Regions from separate parts of the Homo sapiens genome. Here region 2 is linked to region 1. A link is a loop called in an ENCODE intact Hi-C map of the cell type or tissue named here. Cell type or tissue: heart right ventricle. All regions are shown on one strand. Links, peaks and the distances in the headings refer to the core of each region. The heading gives the core; the rest is flanking DNA.

What was found. Peaks named below come from ENCODE experiments on the same cell type or tissue, not always from the same donor. Only the 100,000 strongest peaks of a DNase experiment are listed, where the experiment ranks them.
Region 2: it touches region 1 in a loop (2.0-fold over the local background); 1 of 110 quality-filtered maps calls a loop at or near these places.

Annotation. Positions count from the first base shown.
Region 1 is chr6:39,419,971-39,424,367 of GRCh38, reverse strand. KIF6 (kinesin family member 6) reads left to right here. Exons shown (of 23, transcript NM_145027.6): 15 at 4,365-4,397. Among named protein-coding and RNA genes, the nearest start is that of KCNK16, 99 kb to the right of the region's middle. In heart right ventricle, for the core only: no CTCF peak of the experiment used is centred there; DNase peaks (open chromatin) are centred at 1,867, 2,632 and 3,881; H3K27ac peaks cover 2,315 bases.
Region 2 is chr6:39,473,029-39,477,425 of GRCh38, reverse strand. All of the region lies in intron 13 of KIF6 (kinesin family member 6), which reads left to right. Among named protein-coding and RNA genes, the nearest start is that of KCNK16, 150 kb to the right of the region's middle. In heart right ventricle, for the core only: no CTCF peak of the experiment used is centred there; no DNase peak of the experiment used is centred there.

The sequences.
Region 1 (4,397 bases), core at 223-4,222:
ATTCACATATAGTATGCCATCTGCTTATGATGGCAGAAGTGCAGGGTGCTGGGGAGCACCTGGGGGTGTCATGTATTGTAGACCTGCACAGTCCTGGAATGCTATCCAGAGGAGGAGACATCACTGTGGAAACTAAGGGGTTAGGCAGAAATTAGTCAGAGGAAAAGACAGGCTCCAAGTAAAGGGGACGTCCCCAAGATGAGAGACAGTGTGACACTTGACGAAACTAAGATTCAAGCCTGCCTGGGAATGTTGTGGGGGATGGAAGAGAAGAAGCTGGAGAAGGCAGCAGGAGCCAGAGCGTGAAGAGTCTACTTCGCCCTGTTAGGGAATCCGGACTTTCTCCCGAGGTCACTGGGGAGCACTTGAGGAGTTTTGAGCAGGGGAGTAACAGGACCAGGTTTGCATTAAGAAGAATCACTCAGGCTAAAATGTGGGGACTAGCCTGCGGACAGGCAGTGCGATTGCAGGGGAAGGAGCAAGCAGTGGTTGCAATAATCTGGGAGAGATGGCAGCGTTCTGCTCTCAGGCAGTTGGAGCTAAGTGGAATGCTCTGATAGATATTGAGGATAGAGAATGGCTGAGACTCCAGGATTGAGGGAAGGCGCTAATGGAGAGAGGGGCAAAGGGTGGCGTGCAGGTTACTGACATGAGCCATCCGTAAGTGATGGTGCTGTGCATTGAGACAGGAACAACAGGAAAAACAGGGGAGGTGTTCAGGGCAGATGATTAGTTCTTTTTGGGTACAGTCGATTTTAGTTATCTTCAAGGTATCAAACAGGCTGTTGGATACCTGAGTCAGGAACTAAAGCAGGGCTGAGGTGGAGATTTGAGAGATGACAGTTGAGATAGCCAAGGAGATGCTGGCATAAAGGGAATGCCTACAGGGAGTAGGGAAAATGAGGAGTGGGCCTAGGACAAAATCCTGTGGATTATCAACATTCAAGGAACAGGCTGCAGAACACATCAGCAAAGGAGACTGAGAAGGAGGTGCCAGAGAGAGGGGGAAAAAGACAGAAGAGCCGGGGCCCTTGGAAGCCAATAACAGAGCATTTCCCCAGGGTCTGCAAGTACCTGTCTGGCACACAGTGGGAGCCATAGTTGAGGAGGGCTGGGTGTTACGGGAAGCCAGGCTAGTAGAAGAACAGCAGAGCATCGCATTCCTTCTCCCTTCCAAGCCCAGCCCCTGCCCCTGCACAGGATTTTGTGTGCAGGTGACATGGCAGCCTGCCTGCATCCACACTGGAACTGCACCCAGCTATCTTACACTCCCCAAAGCCAGCCACACAACTAACGACGCCCTAATAGGAATGCTTTGGCACCAATAGAAAGAAACCCTCGGGCGCTCATCAGTGGTCCTGGCTGAGTTACACAACCTTCCTGCCCCTCCTCAAGGTGCAGCCTCATCAGCATAGCAGTGAGCAGCACCTTAGGATATCGTACAGGGGTGCAGCATACCCTTGGCCAAAAGTTGGCTCCCTGAGCCATCTCATGGATGAGGATGCGCCTTTTAGATAATCAGGAGGCAGGAAACTCCCCCTGGTGAAGTTTAGGTGAGCAGAATTCAGACGGAGGGGCAGGAGGAAAGGGAGTAAGTGAGGAGGGAGGGAGACTGGGGCTGGCTGGAGAGGCGTGGAGATGCAGGTGGGCCAGGAAGAACGTGGCAGCACTGATGGGGTCACCCTCTTTCTCGCATCTTTCCTAACCGAGTCCTTAGCCTTCTCATCTCTCCCATCTCCTTTGACACTTGCTCTTTCCCTCTACACACTCAGGGTTGGGCCTTTCAGAGTTCGTCTTGACAACCAGGGATCAGGAACACATGTGGGTGGGGTGGCCTGGAGTGGTGACAACTTCCAGAGTGACGGGAAAATGGTCTCATGAAGACTGCACAGCCCTCAGACCACACCTCTCCAGTGGGAAAGCCCTTTTTAGCTCAGGACTGGGCTGCAACAGAGAAACAGGAACAGCTCGTGGCTTTCCACACAGTTTCTGCCAGCTCTGGAGCAGGGCGGCTCTTTGGAGAGAGTTGACCACAGCACTCAGCGGCTCCCTCTGCCAGGCCCCCCAGACACATCTGGGCACCGCCAAGGCTGGGGGACTCCATCCCAGGCTTGTCAGGGATTCTCTGGGCAGCACTGCGGTGGAAAGTCCTTCTTCTGCTTATGTTGTCTTCCTTTTCTATCTGTACTCTGGTTTCCTCCAGCATTGATGTGAATTTCAGTGTGAATTTCAGCAGTTTTGCACCCTTGCTCTTGTATTTTCCTTATTCCGAAGAGTCTAAAGCTTCCAGAAGCCTATGGAACAGGAAATGGGAGGAGTCACTCGTTGAGCAACGTGTGACTGTCAGATCCTATGAATCCTAGGTACTAGGGATGGACAGAGCAGTGATGAAATGATCATAGGCCCTCCCTTGGCAGAATGGAGAGTTGAAGATGGTCCTCATCTTCCAAATGGCCTGCAGCAAATGTCGCCTTATGCCTGCCCAGCAGCAGAGGCCATATGAGCCCACAGAGCCCAGCACAGTGACCTGTGCATCATGTAAATGTCTGAATTGCATCAAGTGGAACTGTACTTCTCCCTGGAAGGTGACAGGCCGTCGCTGAGGAGAGAACATACATAATCTACGATGAGCCTGAACAGCCTTAATAAGGGAGCCAGGGGCGGAGTCCCAAGAAACTAACATTGAGAAAAACTTTAGTCCCCTTCCCTGGAAACCTCCTGTCCACAGTCCCAGGCCAAGCAGACAGATTTGGAAAATAGCAATGACATAATTCACACTTCTTTTCCATCCAACACAGAGCAGTCGTGGCACTCTGGCCTTTGCTTTTGTTGTTCCCCTGCCTGGAATGCCCTCCTCTGCTCACTTCCTCCAACACAATCCCAGTCAACTAAAGTGTTCAAGGATGAAACAATAGGATATCTGGGATTTGCCGGGATATTAGAGATGGGGAAGTGAGAAGAGAAGAGTGCGGAGGAGGAGGGGAAATAGTTGAAATAAAACTGGACAATTAATAAAATGTGATACTGGGTATGTTAGGGTTCATTCTACTATCCTGTGTATATTTGGAAATTTTCATAATAAAACATTTTCTAAAAACTCCTGTGGATCCACAAAACCCAGGTCACTCCCACCTTGTACATGAAGCTTTCCTGACAGCTCTCCGCTCACTCGTGGACAGGCCACTCCCTAGTCAAACGCTAATGGCATGACTAGCCCCGCCAAGGTACAGCCATTTAATTCAGCTATCTATTAGGTGCTTGCTTTCATAGGCTTTCAATTGTCTCTTTAACTTCATGGCAGAAAGGAGAGGAGGGAAAGCAACTAACATTTCATGAGGGCCCACTATGTATAGGGACTGAACTACATGTTCTCACATAGGCCATGTCCTGTCTGCTTCTCTAGCGCAAAGTTGGCTCATCGTGGGTGTCTCAAACATAGGCCAGAAACATAAAGGAATCACTCACTAAACATTAGCACAGCAATCTAGTAGACTAGCATGAAGCCATCAAAGGTATGCATCTCATAATACAGGGAAGGACTTATGTTACAATGCTAAGTGAAAAAAAAACATCGGGGCACAAAATCATATCTGTATTATGATCCCAACCCTATAAAAACTGGCTCTATAAAAGACGGGGTGGATACGTGTATCCAATGTGCTTATTTCTGGGTAGAGGAGTACTTGAGAATTTTTTTCTTGTTTTTGTATTTTCAAAATCTGGCTTAATAACGGTATATAACAGGAATCAGCAAACTTCTTCTATAAAGGGTGAGGTAGAAAATATTTTCAGCCCTGTAGGCCACGCAGTCTCTGTCACATCTAGTCGACTCTGTCTTGTAGCGTGAAAGCAGCCACAGAAAATGCGTCAGTGAATAGGAGTGGCGGTGTTCCAGGGCAACTTTATTTACAGAAACAGGCAGCAGGCCAGATTTGTCTCATAACCAGCCATAGTTTTACAACCTCTGATATATTATTTTATAATCAGAAAAAAGTTATGTAAGTATATATTCTTTGGTTATAAGATCTTGGTATCATAATCAATAGAACACAGCACAGAAACCTTACAGCCAGGCTTTATTCTGATATCTTTGCATCATGAAATAATATAAATTAAAAGTCATAAATGAGAGACTATGAGAATACAAATTCTGTGCTGGATAGAGTAAAAATTAACAATACCTATAATTAATACCAATTTTCTCTCTATTTTTAAGCCTAATATATTTTACTTATTTAGATTTTTCTTTTGTGTCTTTCAATAAAGTTTCATCATATTTTAGTGACCTCTAAGAAATCTATTATTTTTAAAACATCTTGTAGGATGAACAGAAAAACTACAATTTTCATTTTTTTCCCCTCCAGATTTTCTGAAGCCAAGGCCCTGGGAGAAAGTAT
Region 2 (4,397 bases), core at 315-4,314, 53 kb before region 1:
TGCTGCAACACATAACTTGCCCTTATATCAGTTTGTATGTGCATGTATGTCTACAAAATAAATTTCCACACATAGGCTCACTACATCAAAATCCGCATGCATTTATAAGTTTTACAGAGATTTCCAAATTGCCCTGTTTGGGGATTTTTCTGTACTAATTTACATACCCACCGACAATACCTGGGATTGCCTGATTCCCTGTAGCCTTGTCAACACAGGGGGTTCTCACTTTGGCAGTTTTTCTGCTCTATTAGGTGAAATCTTCATGCAGCTCTAATTTGCTTTTCTCATATTATGAGTGAGGTTGAGCACCTTTTCATATGTTTATGGGCCCAGTGTATTTTAAACTCTTTAACTGAGGGGACTGACTTCATCATTTCTGTATCCCTCCCAGAGCCTTCCCAAATGCCTCGCTACAAAGTAGATTTTCAGTCAAGATTTGTAAATCCAGTAAATGTTTATATGAAGAAGTTGGTAAATGATTGAATAAATGCTGATGTTATTGAAGCTATAAATCTTAAATTATATGTGATCCTTCCCTCAAGAAGCATAAAATATGATAAGCTCACAGTGCAGTTATAAAAGCAACATACAGATGTTCAAAGATTACAAACAGTATTCTGGGTGAATAAATTATTTATGTTAGACTGAAAAGTGGAGAATCCCACATGAAATACCTTATTCATCCTCAGAAAGGTGAGGGACTGGGAAAAGAAGAATCCCACACCTCTTTTCCATGAGTTCTTGTTTATTTAAAGAGTGGTTTGGAGCTGGTATGGTTAAGTGGTTTTCATAGAACTAACTAGTAGATCAGGAAGAGAGATAAAATAAGACCCTCACACTGGGTTCCTCAGGCTACTTCTAGCTTCATTTCTTCTTAGAGTCCACCCAGAGCCCAGCTCCTTCTGATGGTGCAGGCCATCATTGGCTGGAGTTAGAAGCTTGAGTTTCTTCGCTTCTGTTGTTTCTGTATGCTCTCACATCAAAATACCATAAGCCACAAGCAAAGCATGCTTGATTGTCTGTTAGTTTTATGAACTTTGTGGGATTCCATTCTTCAGGAGCACATTTGCCCTCTGCTTGTTTTAGACCATCTCCAGTCACAGGGAAACCACAGCTAGTTAAGTGGAGGATGGGAGCAACTGTTAAGATCACAGCAGGAATCTCCATGGTGCCCTGGTACTTGAAGTGACTTTTCTTTTTTTTTTTTTAATTTAATTTAATTTTAAGTTCTGGGATACATGTGCAGGATGTGCAGGTTTGTTACATAAGTAAACATGTGCCATGGTAGTTTGCTGCACCTATCAACCCATCACCTAGATGTTAAGCCCCGCATGCATTAGCTATTTATACTGATGCTCTTCCTTCCCCACCCCCACCACAGGCCCGAGTATGTGTTGTTCCTCTCCCTGTGTCCATGTGTTCTTTTTGTTCAGCTCCCACTTATAAGTGAGAACATGCAGTGTTTGGTTTTCTGTTCCTGTGTTAGTTTGCTAAGAATAATGGCTTCCAGCTCCATCCATGTCCCTGCAAAGGACATGATCTTGTTCCTTTTTATGGCTGCATAGTATTCCATGGTGTGACTTTTCTAACAGCTGTGCTGAAGCTGAGCTGTGGCTACAAAAGGAAAGCCTACCTCAAAAGAAGTGTAAAACTCTCCAGCTGCTCATGAAGGCGCCTCTCGCTGCTTAGAGAATGAGAGCTACCTCCACAGTCATGGGAAGGCTGTTCAAGCTGAACTGAGCTCAGAATATAAAATCACATGAAGCCTGGGACTGAGTCAGGAGCAACAGCCCACACTTTTCTGCAGGTATGCAGAAAAGGGGACAGGCAAAGAAGAATGAGAAGGTAGAAATTGAAATGTCAGGTTAGAATCCTGATTTCAGATTCTGTATGACTGAAGACAATCCTAACAAATATTGTCAGGGACCTAGGAAAATAATGTGAATGGGGACTCTACTTGTTATTTCAAATAGCCCTGTTGATGAAGATAAGCTGTTTAAAATAAGCATACTTGCAAACTTTCCATCACTGGTTCTTTTCTGTTGTTATGTTTGGTGCTTGTATGTTTGCGTGTGTTTTAAAATGGCAGGTCAACAAGAAACAACTTTGACATATGTTCAGCATTTAACAGTCGATTTAATACATCTGTGTTCATTGTGTCACTTCCTCCCCAGAACACCCATATGAGGCAGGGAGGGTAATTATTTCCATCTCCACCCACTCCCCATTTTGTGGGCAGGAAGGAACCAGGCTTAGAAAGGTTGAGTGACTTGCCCAAGGTCACACAATTCATATAAAGGAGCCAAGACTTTGACTCAGGGCTTCCAAATTCCCAAATGAAGCTCCTTCCAACATTTGTTTCTTAACTCATTGCAAAATTAGTTTAAGTAAAGGAATTCTAGCATTGAGAAATGCAAGAGAAAGAACATTATGCTCACCTTCAGCAACAGGACCATCATATAATTGTTTTTGTAATAATCTGAAGTCATAGCAATCGTCCTAAATCCATACAGGAATAAATGAGTAATCAATATGTCTGGACGACCACCCTGGTGATTATGCCACAGGCAGTAGGCCCACTGCAAGGCAGTTCAACTGCAAATTAGAGTTGGAACCATCGTATGAGGCTTGCCACTTATCCAGAGATAAGCATGTTATGTCACAATTCACAAATCACAGCGTTACCACACACAGTTCTCACTGAGTATTTATGTAGCCTGCCACATACCCAGAGTTCCTCTGAAAGAGGTGGAGGAGAAGCTTCAGACCACAGCTCCTTCACAGGAGAAGCTGGCAGTCTAGCCCATTTATTATGTTTTTTTGTGATCACTTATTACCCCCATGGAAATATTTGAGTCTGGCATTCTGATGTGAAATACAAGGTTTATAAGATGTCCTTCGTTCATGCAAGTAAAGAAGGAAGATTTATTGAACACTTACTATGTGCCAGTTACCTTAGTTACTGCATACCTGCAATTAAACAGACCTCTCAACTAAGAAGAAAATTTGATTTGAGAATAAATATGTTAACCCCTGAATAGAGGCTACCTACGACTGAAGACAATCCTAACAAATATTGTCAGGGACCTAGGAAAATAATGTGAGTGGGGACTCTACTTGATATTTCAAATAGCCCTGTGGATGAAGATTAGCTGTTTGATGAAGAGACCTCAAATAGGTATCTTCATGAATTGTTTTCCCTATTTAGCAGTTAGTCATATATCATGACTTACAGATAACCAAAGATTTTAAATGTTTCAAACTCTTAAAAATAACTGTCCCTTTAAACATTTCCCTGTCAGAGATCCTCTCCCCAGTTGTTACCTATTTTCAGATATTAATTTTTCTACACAGTCACATGGAAATAACAGGAAGCCTCTGAGGAAGTACACATCTATTTTATTTTCGGGGATCGGATTTTCCAGAGACCAAATAAAGAACAGAAGTAGGTGGTATTGTCATGGTCAGAATCATGGTCCCAGATCAAAACTCAAATGAATTTTTACAGAGAAAATTATTCATTGAAAAAGATGTGTCCTGAGTTTTCTACCATACTCATGTTACCAAATTAATCAATGAAGCTCCTCAAAAGAGGGGAAAATAAAGCTAGAAGTCAAGTTAGAGACAAATATATCTAGTGTTCTAAGCCTGCTCTCTATTTCATTTTTGACCTGTATATCAAGTAGAATCATTTATCCTGTTGTGGTAGGAAATGAAGTTTTTCAGATAAATAAAACTTGCAAAAACAAAAAACAGCCCCCTGCCTCCAAAACCCCAAAGCATATTGCTTTCTTTTTCATTCTAACCAAGTTTGAGAAATATCATTCTAAAAATCTACTGCATACTGCTCTGTCAGGAGAAGCAGACAGAGCAGTATTAAATATTATACAACATTTAGTCTCTTTCTAATGACATTGGGCCCCGCTTCCTAAATTTGATATCCTCAGGTTAGCAGCAGGGGATTTAGAGGACTCAAAGCCACTGGATAAACATGGAAGTAAGTCTTCCTAGATCATCCATTAAATTGGAAAACCTGTAGGGAAAAAGTGTAAACCTCAGAGCTCTTAAAAGGTTTTGTCGCACATGTTCAGAAAAGTTAGCAAAACCTTATTTTTTTTTTACCTAAATTGATTTTGTATTATCCTTTTTTTCTTTTCTTTTGCTTTTTTGTGAATGCCTGGGATGTAGAAGTCTTTTAAGCCCAGTAAGTGATTGAAAAATGTGCACCTTTTTTTTTGACCGGGTGCTGTGGCTCACGCCTGTAATCCCAGCACTTTGGGAGGCCCAGGTGGGTGGATCATCTGAGGTCAGGAGTTCAAGGCCAGCCTGACCAACATGGAGAAATCCTGTCTCTACTAAAAATACAAAATTAGCTGGGCATGGTGGCGCATGCC